2 separate regions of the Homo sapiens genome follow, and region 1 is linked to region 2. Evidence: read pairs that join two places in POLR2A ChIA-PET (ENCODE). Cell type or tissue: CD4-positive, alpha-beta T cell. All regions are shown on one strand. Links, peaks and the distances in the headings refer to the core of each region. The heading gives the core; the rest is flanking DNA.

Region 1 (16,517 bases), core at 4,187-12,186, 190 kb before region 2:
AAACCCTGTTTGCTGTTGTTAAGCCGACCCCCGAAGGAAGGAGGTGTCCTGTCTGAGGTTGGTTCCTCGGGGTCGTACAGCTCATAGGGCTGGTTGTGGGGTGGAGGCCACATGGGACCTGCTGTGAGATCAGGCTTGCTTTGGCCCGAGAATCCATGGGGGCTCTCCCATTGGCTGTTTGTGCCCTGCAGCAGTGGCCCGACCTCACTTTTCAGGCCCCCAGCCTGCTCAGCTGGAAATCCGCTGGCCACATGTGAACCTTGGGAGTTGGGTCCGTAAAAATCTTTGGAAAAGGCAGCTTGACCATCCTGCCCTGTGTGGCTGTAGTGCCCTTCATAGGTCACACTGCCCGAGGTTGAGGCCGAGGATGGCAGGAAGCCAGGCTGACCATCTGTTTCAGGGCCATATGTCTGGCCAGAGCTGGCTTTGCCATACTCATAGAATCCTGCTGTAGCTGGAGCAGGCCCAGTCTTGCCAATGCCCAAGATGACTGCTGGCTGGCCAGGGGTCTGAGGCATTACCCCAGTGAAAGGATGCATCACCATGGCACTGGGTGGCTGGTTGGGAAGGTTCATGGAGGGTCCGGGGCCTCGTGTCTGGCTGGGGGGTGAAAAGGCAATTGCATTAGAGGGAAACCGGGTACTGGGTATGGCTGCAGCATGTTGGGGAACCCCAGCATGGCCGTGGGGGCCAGTGATCACAGACGGATGCCTCAGTTGATTGAAGAGAGGCTGGGACATGGCCACTTTGGAGAGGACTTGGTTCAGGACTGTGGCGGCTGCAGTGTTGTTGGTGACAGCTGTCTGTGCCAGCTTCAGCCGGTGGAGGGTGAGCTGGGCCTGCAGTTGAGCCAGCTGGAGACTGGCAGGTGAAGGAAGCAGAGGGTTCGGGTTACTGACCGAGAATGGGTTCTTGTCCAGGAGCTTGGCGGCACTGTGGGAAGACAGAGGTCTAGATGCACAGCTGGTTTTCAATGAGGGGGGCAAGGGGCTGTTCTTTGTTATCTGTGGTCCCCCCTCCCACATAAACAAGACCTTCCCACACTGGTCCCACATACAAGTGAATCTGCAAAAACCTGTGCTCACACATACACATTAAAAAAAAAAAAAAAAACTCCAATGGAAAAATTATATGACAGAACGTTCAATCTCACTAGTAAGTAGAAACATAAACTAAAACCATTCAAAACAAATATTTGCCTAGCAAAATAGCAATTTTTTAAAATGGCACTCCGTGTTGGAGAGAGAGTAGAATAGGCACAATGTCAATGATAATCAACGCATACAGCTTTGTTAAAAGATAGTCTAACAAAATGCATTTATTATAGCCATATTCTTTGACCCTGGAATTCAATTATATAAATCAAAACTGAGAAAATGAGCTCAAATGCAGACAAAATTTGATACCCAAAGATGCTTAATACTATACTATTTAAGAGTCCAAAGTTGAAAATTACAAATATCCAACAATAGCGAGATGGGATTTGAACTGAGGAAATTATGATACACCAACATAATAAAATATTAAGTAACCATTACTATTGGTGTTCAAATTTCTACTTTATTATGTAACATTTAGGACATTCAAAAAAGAGTACACAGCACCAAGCTTAAGACAGAGAGCATTCCAATACGATAAATCTCCCTTGGTTACGTGCTCCCCCCACCTCACCCTTCCCCGTGATTGCCAATGGTAAACATTATCTTGAATTTGCCAAAGTCTCTGTTACAAAAAAACAAAAACAAAACCACTTTAATGACATGAGAAAATCTATATGCTCTAATGTTAAGTGAAAAAGGCAGGCTTAACAATTGCCTACAGAGTGAATCGTGTTTACATTTGTGCCAAACACATTTTCATCCTTGTCCTCATTTCACATCCAAAAGTAACATGAATTGTCTTCCTGTCTGAATATAGGCACAAACAAATTCAGCGTCTCCTATACTCTCACAACACGAACCACTTCTGACACTAGATGTGTGGGAGGTTTTCTCCACACACCAAGCAAGCAACCAGTTCTGCAGTGGACACCAGCTGGGTGTCTGCCAATTCAGTTCTGACACTACCTGGGGAAAGCGTCAGATCCCACAGGTTGATGGCTCAGCCCCACAAGACTGTCCCCCCACTTTGGATGTCAATCACAAGCCCCAGGTTGTTTTACTCATGCTTCTGACCAACTGGCTGTAAATCAGAATTAGACTAATTTGCTAGAGAGGCTCCCAGAACTGAGGGAGATGCTTAGTTTTACTGGTTTATTAGAAAGGATATATGACAAAGGATGCCAATGAACACCAGATGGAAGAGGTGCATGGGGCAAAGTGTTTGGGAAGGGGTACAGAGCTCCCACATCCTCTCGGGCACCCCCCTCTCCAGGAACCTCCACATGTCCCAGTCCTTTCTGGGTTTTTACGGAGGTTTCATTGCACAGGCATGTTTGATTAAATCATTGGCCATTGGTGATCAACTCTACTTTCAGCCCCATTCTCCTTCCCTGAGGTTAGGGGTGAGGCTGAAAGTCCCAACCCTTCCATCCTGCTGTGGTCTTTCCAGTAACCAGACCCCATCCTAAAGATACCTAAGGGGCTGCCAGACATTTGTCAGCTTATTAGCATACAAAAAGATATTTATCCGATTCCAAAGACTTTTGGAGTTTTATGCTAGGAAACCTGAGGAAGACCAAATCTCACAATATCACAGTTCCCTTCAACTGAGCTCTCAAACCTAACTAGTATAAGGAATAACCAAAAAATTACAAGTAAAAAAATCTGAATTTGAGGTAGGGGACAATAGCAGACTCTCACCGAATCTTACTGCAGAAAGGGTGTCCGTCTGACATGTGTCTTTCATGTGACCTATATTGGTTGGTTATAGTGGTTTCTGGACCAAAAATCAGTGTGCATGGTCTGGAAACTGGAAAGACTTTCCCAGAACATCTGGGATATGTGGTTACCACAGGCAGGGAGGGAATCTTTGGTTAAGACCACATTTTCCAGGTTTTAAATTCCCCTCTGAAAAGTGGGTGTCATCAGGAAATATGTTCAGGATGTTGATGAACTGGAATTCTGGGACATTTGAATGGGAAGAAGGGGACTGGAAAACTGGAAATTGGAGTTGCCATAAACAATGCATGCTGTACAATAAGCATGCTTAGGCAGTACAGGGTAGACACTGCACAACTGGGACACCTTAGTCTCCACTGTCACAGGTTCTGTACAGTAAAAATCCAATGATAATGGAACAAAAACGAGAGAGGCTGGGAGCTAGCTCAGCTGAGGAGGAAAAGGGAGACATAGCAAGTGACATGGGTTGCCACACTGTCTTGTTGGAAGGGAGTTCCCAGAACATCAGGCACACCCACATTTAAATGTAAGTACAAAGCACATTTGAGAGCCAGATAAAATGCCTTTGTTATTCTTTCCCATTTGCATGAAAAATCAAAAATTGCCTATAAGTTGTTAAAAAGACACCACCTTCCCCAGCCAGCAGCCCTGCTATGCTCCAAGGGCAGAACAGGCTGGCTGCATTTTAAAATATGGGGGAAGAGGGCACTGAAAGTTAAAGGTAGTTACAGCCCTGTTCTCCTTTGGGGAGCCGGGCTGGTTGCAAACAAGCCTTGGGGGTCCCTGGGTGACCCAGCACAAATTCAACAGCAGCAGAATGGGGAGCGACCAATGTCTATGTAGGCAAGAATACGGAAGGAAGAGGAGAATGGATGGTCAAGAGTCTGATGATAGATTTTGACTTGTGTAGTATTAAGTAGCTGAGCTTTAGAAAAGCAATTAAGCTTAACTCAAAACCGTGGCCACACAGGGCCAACTCTTCCTCCCAGGTTTGTCCATCATACAGCCTGTTCTTGCTAACAAGGCGATAATGAGGTGCCAAGTTGGTTTCCATGACCAGAGTAAGACAAGGTTGGTTTTGTTTTTCCCAGAGAAGTCAGCTCTATTTTCTAAAATTGCATTCTGGGCAGGAGGGAGCTCTTAGTAGAGATTCCCCTTTGCCACTGAAAGGACACGTGAGGAAGGGCTTTCCAACTAGGAAAGCCAGCCATGCTGGGTATTTGCAGGTCAGCCATGGGAAACCTGTCCTTTTCAGAGTATGGCCCAGGTTACAGACGTTAACCCATTCAGATTCCTCAAAAAATAAGAAAACTAACCAGGTTTTCTTCTTAATTTTTGCTTTGACTAGGAAATTTTCATCATTCCCAACTTTAGTCAACCTTGAGTAGAAGTGATTTCACATGAATCATCAGAGCTGAGCACCTGCTTTCATCCAAACACCCTAGACAAAGAAGAAAAAACACATCATACTATTTTTAAAGCCCTAAAATTCTTAGCCTGCAATAGTTAATAACCTGAAATTGAGGTGCATATAGTAGTGATCATATTTCTGAACCAAAAATTGGGGTGCATGATCTGACACCCCTGGAAGCTGGAACTGATGTCTCCTGCTGTCTTCCCACTCCTTAGTTTGTCACTTTTATATCACTCAGCACATCCTGTGCCTTGGGTTAAAAATAATTGCGTGCGTGCCTTTCTACTCCACCAGACATAAGTTCCACAAGAGAAAGGAGTGTGTCTTGGAGAATCTTGTATTTCCTCAGCACACTGCCTCCCACTTTATGGGCACAAAGTAATTGCCGTGAACAAAATGAAGAAGGAAGATAAGGGGTATGGCTCATCAGAATCTGGTGGCTTTGAGGCAATATGGACACCTCTTTTATGAGTACCCAATTCTGTGGAGAAAAACCCACAAACAGCTCAAAAAGGACAATCTAAATACACCCAAGAAGCAAATAAAACTAAACCTACAAGCAGGTACAAAGTCACCTTCCTAGGTCACTATCTACAATTTCCCACTCCAATGCAGGAGCTTCAGTACACTCTTTCTCTGTCTAAGTTCAGGTTTTTAAATTGAGTGGATAATCCCTGCAGTAGGCTGAATAATAAAAATGTTCACATTCTAACCCACAGAGGCTGTGAATATGTTATCTTACATGGTAAAGGGGACTTTGCAGACATGATTGAATTAAAGATCTTGATTATCTGAATTTCTGAATTTAATTTGGTATGCCCAATGTAATCACAAGAGTCCTTCTAAGACGGAAGCAGGAGGATCAGAGTCAGCGAGAAGATATAAGGATGGAAACAGAAGTCAGAGAGGAGAGAAGATGCTTTGCTGCTGGCTTTGAAGATGGAGGAAGGGGCCATGAGCCAAAGAAATGCAGGAAGCCTCTTAGAAACTAGAAAAGACCAGGAAACAGATTGTCCCTTAGAGCCTCCAGAAGGAACTAACACCTTGACCGTAGTCCAGTGAGGCTGGTTTTGGACTTATGGCCTCCAGAACTGTAAGATAATACATGTATGTTATTATAAGCCATTAAATTTGTGGCAATTTGTTACAGCAGCAATAGAAAACCAACACAATTCCCAAGACAATTAGATGCAAAAGTGGCTTCCACTAGAGAGGCGGTGGTAGGTGTAGGGGCTGACTGGACCTTGCTGGTATGAATTGATCCCCCCAGAGTACAGACCATCTGACCAAACATCCAAAGACCCTCTGGGAATGTAGTCAGGGGCCAATTCTGCACAAATAGGGGCCCAAGCAACGTGTCTCAGACCTGGCCAGTCCAAGAACCACATCCCTCTGGCAACAGTGATTGGCTCATGGGGGAACACTCTCGGATACTTTGTTAGAGCTATCAGGCATGATTCTCTGTCATGCCATGGTTGCTAAATTGTTGTTAAGCCATCACTTAATGACAGCCTGCTTGAGAATAAAGCCAACTCAGAAGATGCTGGCCTGAAGACAGAGGTACAGGCAGCTCCTTGATGACTTCCTAGGAATGCCTTGAGCCAGCTTCTCCTGAATCCACCCTGTACTTTGCTGGACATGAAGCAATGCATTTCCTTTATTTGCTTAAAGAAAGCCAACCTACGTAAACCACGGGCATTTAACCATCTTTTAAAGACGGTTCCTGTCTGTGGCCCACATTGACTTGAAGGTTCCTGGTCACCCTCCAGTTTCCTCTGCAGGAGTGGACTGACTGTGAGGACCCAGTAGTTGGAGCTACAGGGTCACTATCATCATCATAGGGAGAAAAGAGGATTAGAAGATAAGGAGTGGGCAACTGCTGAGAGAGGAGGCAGCAGGCATGGGGATGGGATTTGAGGGATCCAAGAGAGTCTTAACATCTGGTTGGTGAACCAGGACTTAAAGGGCTGTGGAATAACAAGGACACAGCTGAAGTGCAGTAGAGTGAATGTGCGTAGATGTATCAGCAGGCTCTCTCCTGGTAATGTCCAGCCATCCAGAAGCAGGAGCCAAGAACCACAGCCCAGAGCATGGTAGTGCCTAAACTCATGCACCGGCCACATCTGCAATAAGCACAATATCTTCCAAGATAACCAGTTCAGGAATTTAAATTCACTTCCAGTGCAACTGGCTGAGTGGTGAATGCGCCATTTCTTCTTTTGTGCTAAAATATAGAAAGTAATCGAGGTGAGAGGGCTGATGACCAGGCAAGAAAATATTTTCTAGGTATGACCACACTATAAAGGTGTGGCCAAATAAATGCAACGCTGAAGGTCAGATCTTTAGAGCAGAGTTGAGAATTTATGATCTTTCCATGTCTTTATGACACATTCTGCTAGTGTCAACACAGGAGAGACTTAAAGCAAAGAGAGGATTAATGTCAACTTAACTAACAAGAACTACATTATAGTTTTCCTTCCTTCTGAACCATTTTTCTTTAAAACATTCCTTATTTATGGTATTTTGGTGGGAATTTCTTTTTAATATTTATCTTTCCTAGATCAAAAATTCTCAACTCTGCTATAATGCTTTCAGAAGCTAGGTCAGAATATGAACTAGAGAGGGACATTCCTGAATGTCAGGTTACAAAGGTGACAATGACAACACAACAGTCATATTGGGGCTAAAGTTCAAACTCTAGCTAGTGATCACACTTTAAGAGTGAGCTGAGGCCTTACAGACAATTTAGTTTAACTCACTCATTCTACAGACAAAAACAAAACAAAACAAACAAAAAGAAAACAACAAAAAACAAACAAACAAAAAACCGCAAAAGCCAATGAAGTTGGCGTCCTCTGTGAAACCGCCTAAGTCACACACCGAGACAGAGAAGAGCTGGGACTGGAATGCAGGCTGCCTCTGTCCTCAGGGCTGATGGAGGTAGCTGTGGTCGGATACACGCCTATCAACATATACCAGATGAATTCTCTCTTTGCAAGGAGAAGATGAGGCCACACACCTTTTGGATAGTGCTCTTTCTTGATAACAATAGGGCTGCTGGGTCTTCACTAGCTTGGCCTCTGTGACTAATTTCGAGACTACTGGGTCAATGCTGCTATTCTGTGTTTGGGCCTTAGCCATGACATTACCATATGATGATTCATATCACCATGACACCTCTTGGAATGATTCATAACAGCAATATAATCCTATCATCTCTCTTTTGTTTTGTGTTTTTCAGTTGGTGTGTTAATGAGTGTTCTCACTTCATTAGCTGTCTCATCTCCAGAACAGCCATATGGACAGCTAAGTCAAATATGACCATTTCCAGTCTATAGTAAGAAGACTGAGACCAAGAAAGATCAGATGAACCGTGTGAGGTCATCCAGTGAATAAGGGACTTGACTGGGACTTGAAGGAGGGTTTTTAAACTGTAAGGCCAATATTCTATCCTCTGTTTACACGTTCATTAAAGGGAGCTCCAAAAACCACATTTCTGGGCCTACTTCCTTTGGGCCAGTTAAACATGAGTTTGGGTTAGTTAAACATGAGTTTAACTAACATGTTTGGTATCAGATCCCCGGGCTTTCAGTCCACTGTGCTCCGTACGTCGCTTATCAGGCAGAGCACAGTCTCAGAACCAGGGGACTATGCAGTCACAATGGGGCAGCTGGTGGGTTTAGAACTGACACGAGAGGCCTGCCTTTCATGCTGGACTTATTAGAACGGCTCAAAACCTGCCAAAGAGAACTGATCCTGCAGCAAATGCAGAGAAAATGATACACATTCTGCTAGTGTCATCACAGGAAAGACTTAAAGCAGAGGATTAATGTCAACTTAACTAACGAGTCCCATAGTATAGTTTTCTTTCCATCCTTCTGAACCATTTTTATTTCTTTGAAAATATTCTTTATTTTTATAAAATGAGGGTATGGTATTATAGGTGAGAATTTATTTTTAATATCCATATTTGGTTTTTTTTGAAAATTTTAAAATACAGAAATATGAAGAGGAAAACAAACACTTATGAATTCAGTGCCCATTATCCAAAATGAATAAATGCTACTGTAATGGTCATTTTGCTTCAAAATTTTTTAATAAAAGAATATTTGACAGATAAAGCTGAAGCCCCCTTTGAGACTCTGCTAAGTTCAATCCCACCTTCATCTCCCCAGTGACATCCACATGTGGTGTGTCTATCTGTCTGTGTATCTGCCTGTATCTATATATAGAAAAAAAGCAGGAAAATAAGGGATTTTTCCACATGTGTGCATTTATAAAATAGTGCCTAGGACTGATATCAACAAAATTTCTCCTTAAGAACAAATGCATAACCTACCAAGTTTCCTCTAACACACTGAAGACTGAGAATAGCGCAATGGAGTGCAAAATCAGGAAGCTAGAAATCAGAAGACCTGGGCCTGGCCCAACAGCCCTTATTCACTCCCTGTGGGATCCTAGGTCAGTTAGTTTCCCTGGATCTCAGGGAGTTCTTTTTTTTGTAAAATGAGAAAGCTGGATGAAAGGATCTCTAAGGTCCCTTCACCTTTGAAATCTGATAACTCTAAGGTTTAATTTCCTCATCTGTCAAATGGAGATCGTAATGTCTGTTCCACTCACTGTAAAGATCAAACGTGATGTGCAGGTGCTCTGGAAAATATGATAATTATATTAACTATCATTATCATTGCTCACAAATTCAGCTATTTCTGCACCTGGCCACTCCTGGGAGTGCTTTTAAAGAAACCATTGTTATATATACAGTCATGTGCTGCTTAACAATAGAGACATGTCTTGAGAAATGTGTTGTTAGGCAATTTTGTCATGCGAACATCATAGAGTGTACATACACACCTAGGCTATATGATATACCCTATTGCTCCTAGGCTACAAACTTGCACAGCATGTTCCTGTACTGAATGCTGGAGGCAACTGGAACACAATGGTGAGTATTTGTGCATATCTAAATATGTTTAAACCTAGACAAGTACAGTAAAAATGCAGTATTATAATCTTATGGGACCACCATTGTATATGCCATCTGTTATTGACCAGAACATCATTATGCGACCCGCGACTGTATATGGCTTCGTTCAGAGGCATGTGTTGCAGGCCAGACAGCATGAAATAATTTCATTCTCTCTAACCTTGTTCTGTTAGGCAGTCAGTTCAGCACGGAGGCTCTCTTACCTATATCCCTGAAGATTTAGTAAATGAAATACCAAAAATACTTTATTATAAAATTCTCTCATCTACAAAGACATTTCCCAGATGGACCCACAGCTTTCAGAGTGAAATGTGGCTCAAATCCATTTAGGACAGGAGTTGGTTTGTCGGAGATGCAATTATTAAGAAAATCCACAATGGGCAAAAATTAATTGGTTTTGTGCAGTCTCAAATTGAGGAAGCTGGTTTGACTTCTGGGGTTAGGGGAAATCTTTCCATTTTCTCGGTAACATAAGATCTGGTGACCTCTCAACTGAGAAACTTTTCTTGGGAACATCTGAGTCTTTTGTAATGGAAAAATGAGCTTTTCGAAATGTATATTTTAAAACTGCTATGCAAAGCATTTGGTTTCTCTAAGAAACCAAATTGCTAATGTTTATACACACAAAGAAATACATAGGGATTTATAGATCAATCCTGGCCCAGTGATAGAAAATGTACACACAAGCATTGATGCCTTGGCATATACTGGCCCCTCTCCCTACACAACCTCCTCCCTACTCCCCTTCACCTAGATATCTACCATACTTTGAAATGTAGCTCACAGGACACCTCCTCCAGGCAGCCTTCTCTGGTTTCTGCTCCCATCCAGTGTGCACTGATGTCCCTTTCATGATCTTCAGAATGCCCTTCTGCTCCATCAGCCTCAACTGTACTCTCTTCTAACTCCACCACCTGCTCTCATAATTGTCTACTGAAGCACTTGTCTGACTTTCCCACTGTCCCATGATCATTCGAAGATAGGAACTATATGTGTCCCACACCACATCACAATACCTAGCACATGGTAGGTGTGTGGAACCAATAAACACTTCTATTCAATGGGCTAGGCATGGTGGCTTAACGCCTGTAATCCCAGCACTTTCGGAGGGTGAGGCAGGCGGATCACTTAAGGTCAGGAGTTCTAGACCAGCCTGACCAACATGGCGAAACCTGGTCTCTACTAAAAAAAATACAAAAATTAGCCAGGCATAGTGGTGCGCGCCTGTAGTCCCACCTACTCGGGAGGCTGAGGCAGGAGAATCGCTGAGATCACACCACTGCACTCCAGCCTGGGCAACAGAGCCAGACTCTGTCTCAAAAAAACCCACAAAAAAAACCAAAAAAAAATTTATCCATGGACATGCCTGCTCCATGTATATGTGTATGTAGATAATAGCTGTGTGTTCTCCCTTCGTTTTCTTGGCTTAATGTTCCCTGTGTATTGCTACAATGCTTTGAAAGATGAAGCTCTACAGAGAATGTGGATTAGATTCAGTCTTTGAACACGGACAAAATTATGTAAATATCACTAACCACATCAAGTATAAAATTGTAAAGTATTCAACAAACAGACTTCTTGTCACGTTTTTCCTTTTAACCAAATCGGAAGAAAATGCAATTTCAGTGTGTGCCTCTGAGGCGCTGTTAAGTGCCTAATCTACACGATGTTGGGATGAAACCTATGTTCCAGGACTGGTCCCCATGTTCTGTGAATTTTCTTTTCAGCAGTTTACATCACCGATATTTTTTTCTATTAAATGTACAAAGACAGTTATAAAATTCAAGCCAATTTGAAATGAAAGAATTTTGGATTAATTTTAAAGAATTAAAATTCTGTTGGTCTTTTTCTAGAGTTGCCTGACAATTAACCTAGACATTTTAACTGACGTGATTTCAGCCAAATACTAGAAGTCCACATAAAACTGGAGAGGCAATGTGGGCCAGTGGGGGAGGAAGACTGTGTCGGTTTTAAGTAGACCAAAAGCTCTGTCACCAATAACTCTACATCTTATTGACTTCATGTCACCCTATCGACCTTAGTTTTCTCATCTGTGAAATGGGAGGGTCAGATGAGACAACATTTAAGGTTTCTTTATGCCTTATGATTTTAGGATGGTGGGTGTTTTCTTAAGGCAGTTATTCATGACACAGAAAAGTTAGGATGATCTGGCCATGGTGCAGAGACAGATCTGAGGACTGGGGTACCTCAGTTTCTGACAAGGTGAAATAACAGCAGTAATTCAAATTTTGGTGGGCACCCGGAGAGGAGAACTTCCTAAAACACAGATGCTGGGCCCACCCCTCACCACCACCTACACCCTCATCTCTGTGTCTGACTCGGAAGATCTGGGGGTGGAGCGTGAACATGTACATTTCTAACAAGTCCAGGTGAGGCTGATGCTGCACCTTGAGAACCGCTGTACTAGAGTATTTTGAAAATACTTTCCAACCCTAAGAATGTATAGTGAGGTGGCTGGGGGTAGTGGCCTCACACCTGTAATCCTAACACTTTGGGAGGCCACAGCAGAAGGATCACTTGAGGCCAGGAATTCGAGAACAGCCTGGGCAACATAGAGAGATTCTGTCTCTAAAAAAATTTTTTAGATTGGCCAGGCATGGTGGCGCACAACTGTAATCTCAGCTACTTGGGAGGCTCAGGTGGGACGATCACTTGAGCCCTGGGTTTTGAGGTTACAGTGAGCTATGATACCAACACTGCACTCCAGCCTGGGTGAGTGAGCAAGACCCTGTCTGAAAAAAAAAAAATCTATAGTGAGTTATCAGGAATTGAGTAACCCCTGTATTTTAATGAGCTACTTCTACTAGCTGCAAGTACACCAAGAATGGGCTTCCTCTTCCATGGGGGTTTCAGACAATGTAAAAATAATTTCAAGGGACACATGTAATTAATTATAAAACTACCTTCCCTTAAGAGACATAATCAAGATTTTCAGAACATTTGGGCTGCTGTAATAAAAACACTCAAGGTTCAGGGAACCTTAGGTAACATAGATGGTTGAGTGACTGGCTTGGCATCATATTACCAGGTTTGTTGGAAAGGGAGAAAGCATACCTCCATCTACACTGAGTTCACTAGTACAGAGAACAGAGGGTGAGCTTCCAGAAAGCTGAAAGTTCTTTAGTCAACACCCACCCCCATCATTATAAAAAGCCCATTCCAAAACTCACCCTAGAAGGCTTAGGCTAAAACAAACAAATAAACAACAACAAAAAAAAGGTTGTTGATAAAGTCATCTGTATCACTAGATCTCAAACTTGGTGGCACTTAGGAATTACTTGGGAAGTTTTAAAAAGAACTGGGGCTTGAGTCCCACCTCCAGAGATTGACTCAACCCAGGCACTGGAATTTGTAATATTAATAGCTCCCCAGGAGAACAATTGTGCAGCAAAGTCTAAGAATTACCAATCTATAAAAGAATAGAATCAATCTGTTCTTTATTACTTTGGGTCCCACAAGCCATTTTTGTCACTCCAAACAGCATGACCATTTGTCTTAAATGACCCTGAAGAATAAACACTGAAATTTCTACAAGTCCACAAAGGGTCACAAGTCCACAAAGGGTCAAACACAATACAGCTAAAAATATTTCTTAGCTCTATTGGCACCTTTTCATGCAAATCGATAAATATTTTTTGCAACAAGATTTCCCCCAGAGAACACATACAGTTTCTGCTGCAGAATGCCAGGTGAGGTTTGCTAGGGGAGGAGTTTTGCCTTCTAATTATAAGCACCTTGAGGACATCATCCACATCCTAGAATCTTTCAAACTCCCAAGTGCCTATGTGGCTCAACACTGGGCAAATTAGAGGCACTGAACAAATACTGGTTCAACTGACTTGAAATTATGACTGTCTTAAGCATGTGGGAATGTAGATCTTACCAGAATACCCTGTTTCCTTGTGAAGGACATGGTATATGTTTCCGTGTGTGTTTTGGGAATGTGCACAGTTTAATTCCTTTACACTCCTTAGATTAAATGAGAACATTAAGATTGGGGCTTTATAAATAAGCCATATAACTATTTATTGAGAAAAATATCCCTTTCCCAAAATGGGTGGAAGTTTCTGGTGCCTTAAGACACATATCTTTCTGACTACAGCCAACACAACACAGATGTCGCCCAAGGCAGAGAATATTATATGTGCATTACTTTTGGCTTTTGCCTCTATCTTACAAAGCTGTGGCCATAAGAAAGTTCTCCCTCTCCCTCTCCCTCTCCCTTTCCCTCCCTCTCCCTCTCCCCTCTTTCCACGGTCTACCTCTGATGCCGAGCTGAAGCTGGACTGTACTGCTGCCATCTCGGCTCACTGCAACCTCCCTGCCTGATTCTCCTGCCTCAGCCTGCCGAGTGCCTGCGATTGCAGGCGCGCGCCGCCACGCCTGACTGGTTTTCGTATTTTTTTGGTGGAGACGGGGTTTCGCTGTGTTGGCCGGGCTGGTCTCCAGCTCCTAACCGCGAGTGATCCGCCAGCCTCGGCCTACCGAGGTGCAGGGATTGCAGACGGAGTCTGGTTCACTCAGTGCTCAATGGTGCCCAGGCTGGAGCGCAGTGGCGTGATCTCGGCTGGCTACAACCTCCACCCATCGTCTGGGACGTGAGGAGCCCCTCTGCCTGGCTGCCCAGTCTGGAAAGTGAGGAGCGTCTCTGCCCCGCCGCCATCCCATCTAGGAAGTGAGGAGCGCCTCTTCTCGGCTGCCATCCCATCTAGGAAGTGAGGAGCGTCTCTGCCCGGCCGCCCATCGTCTGAGATGTGGGGAGCGCCTTTGCCCCGCCACCCCGTCTGGGATGTGAGGAGCGCCTCTACCCGGCCGTGACCCCGTCTGGGAGGTGAGGAGCGTCTCTGCCCGTCCGCCCCGTCTGAGAAGCGAGGAGACCCTCCGTCTGGCAACCGCCCCGTCTGAGAAGTGAGGAGCCCCTCCGCCCGGCAGCCGCCCCGTCTGAGAAGTGAGGAGCCCCTCCGCCCCGCAGCCGCCCCGTCTGAGAAGTGAGGAGCCCCTCCGCCCGGCAGCCACCCCGTCTGGGAAGTGAGGAGCGTCTCTGCCCGGCAGCCACCCCGTCCGGGAGGGAGGTGGGGGTCAGCCCCCGCCAGGCCAGCCGCCCTGTCCGGGAGGGAGGTGGGGGGGTCAGCCCCCCACCCGGCTAGCCGCCCCGTCCGGGAGGTGAGGGGCACCTCTGCCCGGCCGCCCCTACTGGGAAGTGAGGAGCCCCTCTGCCCGGCCAGCCACCCCGTCCGGGAGGGAGGTGGGGGGGTCAGCCCCCCCGCCCGGCCAGCCGCCCCGTCTGGGAGGGAGGTGGGGGGGGTCAGCCCCCCGCCCGGCCAGCCACCCCATCCGGGAGGGAGGTGGGGGGGGTCAGCCGCCCCGTCCGGGAGGGAGGTGGGGGGGTCACCCCCCGCCCGGCCAGCCGCCCCGTCCGGGAGGTGAGGGGCGCCTCTGCCCGGCCGCCCCTACTGGGAAGTGAGGAGCCCCTCTGCCCGGCCAGCCGCCCCGTCCGGGAGGGAGGTGGGGGGGTCACCCCCCGCCCGGCCAGCCGCCCCGTCCGGGAGGTGAGGGGCGCCTCTGCCCGGCCGCCCCTACTGGGAAGTGAGGAGCCCCTCTGCCCGGCCACCACCCCGTCTGGGAGGTGTACCCAACAGCTCATTGAGAACGGGCCATGATGACAATGGCGGTTTTGTGGAATAGAAAGAGGGGAAAGGCGGGGAAAAGATTGAGAAATCGGATGGTTGCCGTGTCTGTGTAGAAAGAGGTAGACATGGGAGACTTTTCATTTTGTTCTGTACTAAGAAAAATTCTTCTGCCTTGTGATCCTGTTGATCTGTGACCTTACCCCCAACCCTGTGCCCTCTGAAACATGTGCTGTGTCCACTCAGGGTTAAATGGATTAAGGGCAGTGCAAGATGTGCTTTGTTAAACAGATGCTTGAAGGCAGCATGCTCGTTAAGAGTCATCACCACTCCCTAATCTCAAGTACCCAGGGACACAAACACTGCGGAAGGCCGCAGGGTCCTCTGCCTAGGAAAACCAGAGACCTTTGTTCACTTGTTTATCTGCTGACCTTCCCTCCACTATTGTCCTATGACCCTGCCAAATACCCCTCTGCGAGAAACACCCAAGAATGATCAATTAAAACAAAAAACAAAAAACAAAAAAAAAAACAAAGTTACTGCAGAGTAGAGCTAAAAGACAACCTCACAACGGTTAGATACACAGGCCCATCTTCATCACATTTGCATGTGCCATTCTAGATATTTTCTTAGAATACCACAAACTAAACCTGTGGTTACGATCCAAGCAGATTGAAAACTGCCTTGGCTGAGGCCAGAAAGAATGGTTAAAGCTTGAAGACTGATTTTTTTTACTTGAAACTGCTCTCCAGCACTTTCCCCAGCTACCCCATCCATTGCTAATTAGAGGCAGCCAAGGCTTGACATGTACACAGTTCTCTGTGGTAAAATTGATTATTATATTACTATGGAAAATAAGGAAGTCATTTCATTCGAAATATCAAATTCCACAAAAATCATACATGGCAGCTGTTAGCATATGCATGTGGGGGAAGGGCAAGTGTGTGAACATATTAACCCTCTCCCCTTCAGTTTTCTGACATCTCAGAATTGCAAGAAAGAAAAGATTCCAATGTATATAAGGCAGAAACCAATGGCAAAGCTGCATAAAAGCTATTTTTGAGGTTAAAAAAAAAATCTCCGTGATATAAGACACCCCGTCCATGCCGTTTTATGAGTATGGATTTGCTTTTACACACTTGCAAGCAGAAAACTAGTATTCCTCTACCACATGTGTTGAAGCTACTTGTAATTGCATCAGATAGAGAAATGAGGTGAGTCATGTTTGGTTGTGCTTGAGTCTGCTAACAGACCATCATGTCCATGTCCAAATTTGTACCCTGAACCGCACAACAGAAGTTTATGCACTTGCTTGCTTGCTTGGCGACAATGAAAATAGTTTTGTTTAAACACTTAACTTTACTTAAAGATACCTAAGAGGTGCTGAAATTCATATTCCAGCTACTTCAGGGGTGCTCAGAAGCTATTCTCAAGCCTTGTTTCTTGGCGAAATATCCCCTGCTCATGAATTTTAACACGGCACTCCCCTCCTGGTCCAGAATGAGTCAACACTCAACACATACGAGATGTTTCAAACACCTTTAAGTTCATTTTCCATCACTGCCAAATTCCAGCAATTAACACAAAGCACCTCACCCTTAAGAGATGCCCATCATTTATAAAGTTTT
Region 2 (11,420 bases), core at 938-8,937:
AGATTACAGGCGTGAGACACTGCGCCCGGCCCCATTTCAGTTTTTAAAAGTTGTCTTTAGGCAAAAGAGCATACCACACCAGAAAACACAAACCATTAAATACTATAAAACATGTTGCTAAAAGTTAATTTGTTCATTAGTGATCTAAATCTTCCTATTTCTATAATATACACTCCAGAATTTTAGAAAAAAAATTCTAAGTTCTCATAATAGTCCATTATATACTTTCATACTGCCCCCTCTACACACACACACAACAGAACACAAAAACTATTTTCAACTATTTTACATTCAAGAAAAATGAGTTAAAAATCTTGGCAGAACCTATAACAAATCTCTAAGAACCTAACGTAAGATGCTGTTTCCTTAAGGAGAATTAATGAACTGTATTCATTAATTTAGTAGACTATACTGAGCTGAAAAAATCCAATAGCCTCACTGGCTAGAGTTTAAGGAAGCTGACACTTCATCCACTTAGTGAAGTTACCAAAACCCCAGTATGTACCAGGCATTCTTAGAAGAGCTGGGGAATCATAAAAGACCAAAGCAAACAAAAATCCTTGCCTTACTGGGAAGCAATAAGACAAGCAAAATAAAGCTGAAGATCATCCTTCAGGGGAAGGGCTTCAAACTGCTTCATAAAGTAATTACATTCATCTGTTTGTATTATAACTAATTATTGTCAGATATCAAAGTAATTGTAAATATTCCCACAGAGTACTGACAATTATTCATCCTCAGTAGTAACACTGACTTTTTGTCCAAAATTTTAATGGACAAAAGTCAATGTTACTACTAATTCCACTGACAAAAAGTCAATGTTACTACTGAGTCACAAAATCTTAGATTGGCCGGGCGCGGTGGCTCACACCTGTAATCCCAGCACTTTGGGAGGCCGAGGTGGGCAGCTCATGAAGTCAAGAGATGGAGACCATCCTGGGCAACATCGTGAAACCCCGTCTCTACTGAAAATACAAAAATTAGCCAGGCGTGATGGCACACGCCTGTAGTCCCAGCTACTGGGGGAGGCTGAGGCAGGAGAATCACTTGAACCCAGGATGGGGAGGTTGCAGTGAGCTGAGATTGTGTCACTGCACTCCAACCTGGTGACACAGCGAGACTCTGTCTCAAAAAATCTTGGATAATCAGAATGACTTTTAACATCTTGGATAATTAAACCCTTTAATTCTACACATAAGGAATTTGGGACTCAGTGGTATCTGAAACCATAAAAGAGTTAACAAATTCCCTAGGTAAAATTTAACTTTTCTGCAGCAATTACTTAATTCATCCCCAGGCTATCTGAACACATGCTAAAAGAAGAGTATAAACCTTGAAGAGTCAGTTTTCCTAAATTAATGTTTCAACTTTTACAGTCCTAAACAATTCAGACTGTTGTGTTATTAACTAGCATTACAGCTTACAATATTTCTTTTTTTTTTTTTTTTTCTTTGAGACGGAGTCTCGCTCTGTCGTCCAGGCTGGAGTGCAGTGGTGCAATCTTGGCTCACTGCAAGCTCTGCCTCCCAGGTTCACGCCATTCTCCTGCCTCAGCCCCCCGAGTAGCTGGCACTACAGGCGCCCGCCACCACGCCCAGCTAATTTTTTATATTTTTTAGTAGAGATGTGGTTTCACCGTGTTAGCCAGGATGGATGGTCTCGATCTCCTGACCTCGTGATCCGTCCACCTCGGCCTCCCAAAGTGCTGGGATTACAGGCGTAAGCCACTGCGCCTGGCAGCTTACAGTATTTCTTAAGTCCTACATACTTTGTTTTTTTCCAGGTGTATCTGAACACTAATGGTTCCCTTTCTGACACCATGATGCTACTCAGAACCAGTAATAAAGTAAGCTACCTATATTAAATTCAAAATATAATGTTTTGTAGACTTTATTAAATGCATTACAACCTGGAAAAGAGAAAACATTTAGTTTGCACTGAAACTATCTAAGAGCTTCCCCTTCTCCACAGCAGTTGCTACGGCCAAGATACCACTGACATAAGTTAGAAAAGTCTAAAAACTTAAGTTTGATAAGTATGTAGGATATGTATCACATAAATGAACTGTAATAAAGCATAATAAAACCACCAAAAAGACATTTTATTTTTCATACTGCAGGTTTTAAAAATACACTGTGGAAAAATTAATTTAGGATTATACCAAGAGGCAAAAGCCTATTTACACCGGGCGCGGTGGCTCACGCCTGTAATCCCAGCACTTTGGGAGGCTCAGGTGGGCGGATCACCTGAGGTCAGGAGTTCGAGAACAGCCTGACCAACATGGTGAAACCCTGTCTCTACTAAAATACAAAAATTAGCCGGGAGCAGTGGCGGGCGCCTGTAATCTCAGCTACATGGGAGGCTGAGGTAGGAGAATCGCTTGAACCCAGGAGGCAGAAGTTGCAGTGAGCCAAGATCGCACCATTGCACTCCAGCCTGGCAACAGAGTGGGGCTGTCTCAAAAAAAAGGCTATTTACATAACAAAATCAGCGCCATAAAATCATCTCTGTCCAAAGGAAAGGCTTCATCTTTACAAGTGGTCATTCTGATAACCAAAAGTGTGGCTGGAATACTGGAAAATAATGAACTTCAAGCATGACAAAAAATGAATAAATTCTCTCACTGGAGGCACCTTCAAAAAGGGCATCTGCTGAGGTTGGTTTCATAAACTCAAGAGAAAACTCATTTTATTTCAAGAAAGGAGGTGTTAACTATCAGTTCAGACTATACTAACCATATAAAGAACTGCCTGGATTAACCCAACTTTTCCACTCCTTCCACAAAGTATCACAACTAAAACCCACAGCACGACTGGACTTCCAAAAACAGCAGGCTACACTCCTCGCAATTTTACCTACCTATTGTTTATGCCTACAGAGGCTGTTGTGTTTTCTCCCCACTATATATTTTTTTCTTTATGTAAAGTGAGAATATGAGTACAAAGTAAACAGCTCTTTCTTTAAAACTTCACTGAGGTTTTGGATACATTTAAAGGTGAGTCACCAAAAACTTAAAGTGGGCAAATCACTATAACAGATTAGGGGCCAGGCATGGTGGCTCACACCTATAATCCCAGCACTTTGGGAGGCCGAGGCAGGCAGGTCACAAGGTCAAGAGATCAAGACCATCCTGGCTAACACAGTGAAACGCCATTCTACTAAAAATACAAAAAATTAGCCAGGCGTGGTGGCATGTGCCTGTGGTCCCAGCTACTTGGGAGGCTGACGCAGGAGAATTGCTTGAACCCGGGAAGCGGAGGGTGCAGTGAGCCGAGATCGCGCCACTGCACTCCAGCCTGGGCGACAGAGCAACACTCCATCTCCAAAAAAAAGAGATTAGGGACAAATAATTATATATAATATACAATTAATAAGTACATAAATATTAATATATGTACTTTATAACAAATAATTTAAAATGTCAAGTCCCAAAAGTCAAGAAAAAACTGAAGAACTGGTCCAGATTAAAGCAGATAAAAGAAACATGACAACTAAATGTAACATAAGATGCTGGAATACCAAAAAATGAAGTTTTAAAAAAAAAAAATTACACCGGGCATGGTGGCTCACGCCTGCAATCCCAGCACTTAGGAAGGCTGAGGTGGGTGGATCTCGAGGTCAGGAGTTCAAGACCAGCCTGGCCAAGATGGTGAAACCCCACCTCTACTAAAAATACAAAAAAATTAGCCGGGCGTGGTGGCAGGCACCTGTAATCCCAGCCACTCGGGAGGCTGAGGCAGAGAATTGCTTGAACTCAGGAGGTGGAGGTTGCAGTGAGCTGAGATCATGCCACTGCACTCCAGACTGGGTGACACAGTGAGACTCGTATTAAAAAAAAAAAAAAAAAATTGTTACTATCAGCTGGGCACGGTGGCTCACGCCTGTAACCCCAGCACTTTGGGAGGCTGAGGCAGGCAGATCACCTGAGGTTGGGAGTTTGAGAGCAGCCTGACCAACATGGAGAAACCCCATCTCTACTAAAAATACAAAATTAGCTGGGCTTGGTGGTGCATGCCTGTAATCCCAGCTACTCAGGAGGCTGAGGTTGCAGTGAGCCGAAATTGCGCCATTGCACTCTAGCCTGGGCAACAAGAGCCAAACTCCATCTCAAAAAAAAAAAGTTACCAACAAGCTATTTTAGACATATGTTGTGACATCTTGTTAAATTAAGGGTATGTAAGACACATGCTACCAATTCATAAAAACATATTTTAAGCTGGGCACAGTGGCTCATGCCTCTAATCCCACCACTTTGGGAGGCCAAGGTCGGAGGATTGCTTAAGCCCAAGATTTCGAGACCAGCCTAGGCTACATGGCAAGACCTCGTCTCTACAAAAAAATAAATAAAAATTTTGCTGGGCCTGGTGATACATGCCTGTGGTCCCAGTTAGGAGGCTAAGGATGGAGGATCGCTGAGCCTGGAAGGTGGAGGCTGCAGTGAGTTGTGTTTGTACCACTGCACTCCAGATTGGGTGACAGAACAAGACCCTATCTCAAAAAAATTAAAAATACATACATACATTTTAATATACTTAATCTACATAAAGGCTCAATGACATGAATATTCTTTAAAAAAGAACTATATGTATATTAAACTGTGCAGGCCTTTTCTAAATAAGTATCTGTCATATATTTTAAGAGCAACATGTAGACTTATTTAAAAAGAAAACTTGAAGTAGATAAAACTAAACACATTTATCTCTTCTGAAAGATTTTTACAAAGCAGCTATAGAAGTTCTTACATTATACTGCTCCAGATTTTTCTCTTTATTTGCTTCAGTGTCTTCCAAATCCTTATGTATAGCAGCAATCTGTCTTTTCTTGTCATTAATAGCCTGATCTAAAGACTTGAGTTCCTTTTTAATCCACTTATCCCTTTCTTCTTTTGATGTAAACTGGCTTCCTCGACCCTGCTTTGCATAAAGATCCGTTCTTTCCTGGGTAGCTTGAGCCAATCTACACAAAATAGAAGCAAATGGGATGAAAAGGAGAATAATAACCAAGTTTAATTGCAACCAATAATGTCAACTGCACACAGAAACATAAAGCCATTTTTCAAAAAGATACAAAAAGAATTAAGTGTAAAAAGCAGCTACTATATAATTGAGCTCCTCGGACAACCTAGTTTTACATAATATGATGTAGAAAGTTAAAGTGTTGGTGAAAGTTCTCAGACCTAGCAATTCCTCGTTCTTCTTTCTCTTTCACACTGTTGAATTTGGGTTCTGTTTCTGCCAGTTCTTTCTGCTTTTCTTCTATTTTTTCAAGCAGCTTCTGCCTCTCTTTTAATAAACGTTTCTGTAAACAAAGTAAAAATGCAAACTGCTTTAAATTTTTTGCATAATTTAGGTCTAGCATAAATGTTTTCTCAGGAAAAAAACTTCATGAGAAAACCCACCTGTAACATGAAACTCTTTTTTAATGTAAGAAACAAAGGGACAGTACCAAGTTGTTACTTGAGTACAAATTATGCTAACGTAGCAAAGCTTAAAAAAAAATTCCAACACACACCAGTCACAGAAAGGGCTGTCTTCTACAGTTGCTACTCACCTGAACATTCACATCTTTCATTTTTAGCATTTTAACTTACCCTTTGTTCACTATTGCCTGCTAGTTCATCTTGTAAATCCTTGGCTTTAAGCTCCAACTTAGTCCTCTGCTTAATCTGCTCTTGTCTTTCAGCACTAAGCTGTTCTTTTTCTTCTTTCATAGCTGAAATTTTTGTTTTCAATTCTCTAACTTGGCGTTCGATATCCTATTCAAAAGTATTAAACAGAAAATAAGGCAATTAGAAGTACAATAGCAGAATTGTGACACCATTAATTCTCTTTCACTTAATGTTTAGTAATACTCTGTCCTTTCAATATTCAATTCCTCTAACTCTCCCTTGTGTAATCATTCCATAATTCTGGTACAAAAGGGTTTACTATGGTCAAAAACATACGATGGCTGGACATGGTTGCTCATGCCTGTAAACTCAGCACTTTGGGAGGCCCAGGTGGGAGGACTCCTTGAACCCAGGAGTTCAAAACCAGCCTGGGCAACATACTGAGATTCCATCTCTTCAAAAAATAACAAAAATAGGAGGCTGAGGTGGGAGGATCACTTGAGCTTGAGAGATCAAGGCTGCAGTGAGCTGTGATCTCACCACTGCACTCCAGCCTGTGCAATGGAGTGAGACCCTGTCTTCCAAAAAAAAAAAAAAAACTTCAGGAGGCTGAGGCAGAAGGACCACTTGAGCCCAGGAGTTTGTGACCAGCCTGGGCAACATGGTAAGACCTTGTCTCTACAATATATTTAAAAACTAGACAGGTGTGGTGGTACACACCTGTGCTCCAGCTATTCAGGAAGCTGCGGCAAGAGGATTGCCTGAGCCCAGGAAGTCAAGGCTACAATGAGCCATGATGGCACCACTGTACTCCAGCCTGGATGACAGAACAAGACCCTGTCTCAAAAGTAAAAAGTAAGTTAACATGAACCTTGTTTATAATCTTACCTCCATTTTATCTCTTGCATCCTGCTGAGCATCTCTTAATTGTCTGGATTTTTCTCCACTAGTCTCTCGCTTAGCAGAAAGCTAAGAAAAAAAACAACTTATCATATCTAACTCATTTTGTAATTACTAAATATTTCATAACATCTAATAAAAATTTTTCTATTAAAATAAACCAAAAGTAACTGCTCAAATTTTCTACAAAAATTTTAAAAATGATTTTAAACTAGAAAACTGAAGCACTAAATTTTTGTACAAAATGTGTAGTTTAGGATATACTACAACTACAAGAAGCCTTCAAAATGGCTTTCCTCTCATCTTGTCTGCCTAATACCACCATCTGATTATATTTCAGATAATACTATATAGCAAGGACCACATGGCTAATTTCCTTGAACTAAAAAAACTTGCTGACTAATAAATTCATTGAGAGGTTTTTTTTAAGTTTCTATTTAAAATCACTGAAAAGTGTAATTATGGCCTGAGTTTAACAAATTCATAAAAACAAAATTAATCTGATTTTAAGTGTCACAGGTAAATATTTTACCTCATCAAGTTTGGCACGAGTCTCGTTAAGTTCCTGATTGTAAATGGTATATTCCAGGGCTCGTCTCATTTTATCCCACTTCTGATACTGAGCTAGTTCTTCCTTTTCTTCCTCTAGAGTATGTAATCTCTCTTCAATGTATTTTAACAACTCATTGATTTTTTCCCGTTTGCCCTCTTAAAAGAAATGGGGAGAGAGGTGGAAGAATTGAATAAGATTTTTATGTAATATCACTTCTTAAATATACCTTGAATTAAATTATTTTTAAGAACTGTAGCATTATTTCTTTGATGTGATGTGGTAACCCAATTTAAAATACTAAAATAGCAATTAACCCATTTATGCCAGAGGTTGCAAATTTTTTTCTGTGAAAAATCAGACCTTGGCAATGACCTTGAGCAGTAGAATATAAGTAACATCCACAAGCTTAGGATTCCAATAATGGAATGCTAGGCATAAATGGGTTAAGATCCTTTATTATGAAAAGCACCAGAGAACAAATTTACACATGGTGACACTGGTTCTTTTATAACATGTAGTAAGGGCCTCAGTTTAAGCTTCCTTTTAAAAAGTCAGTGTGCCGGCCAGGCGCAGTGGCTCATGAGTAATCCCAGCACTTTGAGAGGCCAAGGCAGGTGGATCATCTGAAGTCAGGAGTTCGAGATCAGCCTGGACAACATGGTGAAACCCTGTCTCTACTAAAAATACAAAAATTAACTGAGTATGGTGGTGGGCACCTGTAATCCCAGCTACTCAGGGAGGCTGAGGCAGGAGAATCACTTGAACCCGGGAGGCAGAGGTTGCAATAAGCAGAGATCGCGCCACTGCACTCCAGCCTGGGTGACAGAGCAAGACTCCATCTCAAAAAAAAAAAAAAAAAAAGTCAGTGTGCGTTTCCACAATATTTTTAAAAGCTACTAACATCATTGGTGTTATGGATTCTCAATTTTTATTAATAACAGCATTATCTAATGCTGTCATATACTAAACACCTACTATATTCCCATCATGGAGCCACTCTGTCACAAAAACAGTAATTTGCAACAAAAAAATAAGGCAGAATCACATTTATTTTACCTGTTTCTTTCATTAAGGAGATGCTTTCTTCCTTTCGTTCGTCATACACTCTAGTACCAGCTACTTCTCTTAATAGCTTTAATCTCTGAGAATCTGGTGCTGTTGCCATCTGGTTGATCTAAAATTTTTAGAAAAATAATCATTACATAGCTGTAGCCTCCGTTTAAGAAGAAGAACTCCACGTTGAAAGGTTTTTAATACACATGAAGGTTGGGTATCCCTTATGCAAAATGGTTAGAAACCAGAAGTGTTACAGATTTTAGATTTTTTCAAGTTTTGGAATATTTGCATTTATACTTACCAGATGAGCAACCCAAATCCAAAAATTTGAAATCCAAAATGTTCCAACAAGCATTTCCTTTGAATGTCATGTCCACACTCGAAAGGTTTCAGATTGTAGAGCATTCTGTATTTCAGACTTTTGAATTTGGGACATGCCAAGTTTTAAACAGATTATGATTTGGCTAATGTCATTTGTATAGTACGCATGCCTACATATCTATGTCTCCTTTACTTAAATGAAATTTACCAAATAAAATCCAAATACAACTGTTACGGTCATAACTCTCCTTTATGAATAGGGCTAACAAGTGAAGGAGTATCTCACACCACCATCTTTTTCTTAGTCAATATGATAAGGTATAAAAGATGAGCTCCATTCTCAAAAAACAAAGTATTTTTATAAGGGAAAACCATCACTGACTACACTTTTTTTTAAAGCTACAATAATATATTAAAAGTCAATTCTTCCTCAGTTTCCATGGGGATTGGTTCTAGGACCCCCTGCAGGTACCAAAATCCAAGGATGCTCAAGTCCCTTATATAAAATGGCATAGTATTTGCATATAACCTATGCACATCCTTCCATATACTTTAATATCTAGATTAATTATAATAATACAATGTAAATGCTATGTAAATAGTTTTACTGTATTTTTAAATTTGTATTATTTCTTATTGTACTGTTTTAAAATTTTATTTATTTTAAATATTTTTGATCCATGGTTGGCTGAACTTGCAGATGTGGAACCTACAGATACAGAAGGCTAATGATATGACAAAAATGGTATGCTTTAAATATAGAGAGAATGGTACAACTTAAGTGCCATGCAACTTAATATATAACAAGTATCCCTAAATGTCAAAAATGATATCACTGCATTAAAAAATTGAAATTATCTCTACGAAAATAGGTCTATCAAAAGTATCTACATCAAAGAATCATCCTTCAGATCCTCATTATTGAACGCTCCAATTATACATATTGGTTCATGCAATTTCCTCACTTAAAAATTATTTTTCAAATGGCTACAACATATGTGCCACTGCTGGGCACTGGAAAAGAGCAAACAAAGCAGAAAAGGTCCCACCCTCATGGAGCTTACATTCTAATGGAAAAAGACAGAAAATAAGTACTATCCTAACAGTGTAAGTGTTATGAAGAAAAATAAAACAGATTAAGGAAATAAAGCACATAGGGTTGAGGGGACGGCAATGCTTTCAGATGAGGCAATCAAGGATGGCATACGGGCAGAAACTGAAATGAAGTAAAAGGGCCTAGATTGACAGCAGACGGATCTCAGAAAAGTGCTCTTTCAAATCAGCCTCCATTTAAAAAAATTTATCTCCCACAAATAGTTAAATCGGAAAAAAACGTGTTCTTCCAGTAACACATTTTCTAAAACTGAAACTCCATATTCTTCCTAATCACTTCTTCTAAATGCTAACTTTCCAATACATATCTAGAAAAAAAGGCCTACAGTATAAAATAAGTGAATATTCTTTGAGAATTTTCCCTAGTCCAAAAAAAAAGTGAAAGTATATGAGAAGAGAGCAGAACAATCAGCTAAAAAAGTTTGTAGTTTGGCTGCTGAAAAAATGTAAAAACATAATCCCTATTAGGGAAAATAACATGTGGCAAAATGGCAGATTTCTGGTAATGTTAGCTTTTCAGTATTTTAATTGTGATAAATAATTAGGTAACACAAAATATTAATTTTAGAAAGTTTTTCAAATGTGATTTTTATAGAATTCCTACAATATTCTTAATTATTGCAACATTCATAAGCCAATAATGTCTTCCCATACTTTCACCTCAGTAAGTAATACCAGTCACTAGGAAAACAAGATCCACTTAATATGCTGAAATACTTCCATCTCAACATGCAATGGACCTATTTGGTACTTTATGGCCATGTAAAAGAATATGGCCATTTTTGCTTCAGCTTAACCACTCAAATCAATAAACCAAATTCATCACTCAAGAATTACTCAGAAAACAAATTCTACTTAAAAAGGACATACAATTGTTTTACCTTTCCTTGTTTAACAATATAATAAGGATTGCTTCGAGAAAAACCAGCGCTTTCAAGGAGGTTCATCACATCATTTTTCCTGTTGACAAACAATGAAATTACTTTCCGATAAATAATTTTAAAGCACCATTAAGCAATGAGTAGAGTAGCCCCTTGGTTGATAGCATTAGGGAGGAAAGATCAGTAATTAAACCATCTGTATCATCCTCAGAACTTTCTGATTCTTATGTTTATCCTCTATATGTTGACTTGTTGAAGATGAAGCAAATATTCCTCATATATGAAGCAGGTAAAAGAATACTTTTTACTCTTTTGTAAGGAAATCATAAAATTGCGGGCTGGGCGCAGTGGCTCATGCCTCTAATCCCAGCACTTTGGGAGGCCAAGGCAGGCAGATCACAAGGTCAAGAGTTCGAGACCAGCCTGCCAACATGGTGAAACCCCGTCTCTACTAAGAATACAAAAAGTAGCCGGGTGTGGTGGTGACTGCCTGCAATCCCAGCTACTCAGAAGGCTGAGGCAGCAGAATAGCTTGAACCCGGGAGGTGGAGGTTGCAGTGAGCCGAGACTGCGCCACTGCACTCCAGCCTGGGCGACAGAGCAAGACTCCGTATTGAGAAAAAGAAAAATGCTGGCTGGGCGTGGTGGCTCATGTCTGTAATCCTAGCACTTTAGGAAGCCGAGGTGGATCATTTGAGGCCAAGAGTTCGAGACCAACCTGGCCAACACAGCAATACCCCATCTCTATTTAAGTACATATTCAGTTTTTTTAAAAAAAAGAAAAATGCTTACGTGACCATCTTCTTGTCTAAGAAATACTGATCCTTTTTGGCACCAATAACTCTTCGAAGTGAAACTTCCTCTTTATCGATCTAAGAAAAAATGTAAAAGCCCACAGTTAATTTAATAGTAAAGGAGAAAACTTTTTAAATAAGGTCATTTTAAAGTCCTTGCCCATAAGTATTTATTTTAAAATTTCAATTATCTC

The links. Peaks named below come from ENCODE experiments on the same cell type or tissue, not always from the same donor. Only the 100,000 strongest peaks of a DNase experiment are listed, where the experiment ranks them.
Region 1: POLR2A ChIA-PET joins it to region 2 with 11 read pairs; 2 of 35 experiments call an interaction of 5 or more read pairs at or near these places.

The regions. Positions count from the first base shown.
Region 1 is chr10:110,765,217-110,781,733 of GRCh38, reverse strand. It overlaps RBM20 (RNA binding motif protein 20), which reads right to left. Exons shown (of 14, transcript NM_001134363.3): 2 at 1-933. Among named protein-coding and RNA genes, the nearest start is that of PDCD4-AS1, 97 kb to the left of the region's middle. RefSeq lists enhancers at 6,972-7,161, 6,052-7,251. In CD4-positive, alpha-beta T cell, for the core only: no CTCF peak of the experiment used is centred there; a DNase peak (open chromatin) is centred at 7,343.
Region 2 is chr10:110,577,719-110,589,138 of GRCh38, reverse strand. SMC3 (structural maintenance of chromosomes 3) reads right to left here. Exons shown (of 29, transcript NM_005445.4): 6 at 11,225-11,304; 7 at 10,433-10,511; 8 at 8,118-8,235; 9 at 7,041-7,216; 10 at 6,497-6,577; 11 at 5,591-5,755; 12 at 5,177-5,298; 13 at 4,743-4,956. Among named protein-coding and RNA genes, the nearest start is that of SMC3, 16 kb to the right of the region's middle. In CD4-positive, alpha-beta T cell, for the core only: no CTCF peak of the experiment used is centred there; no DNase peak of the experiment used is centred there.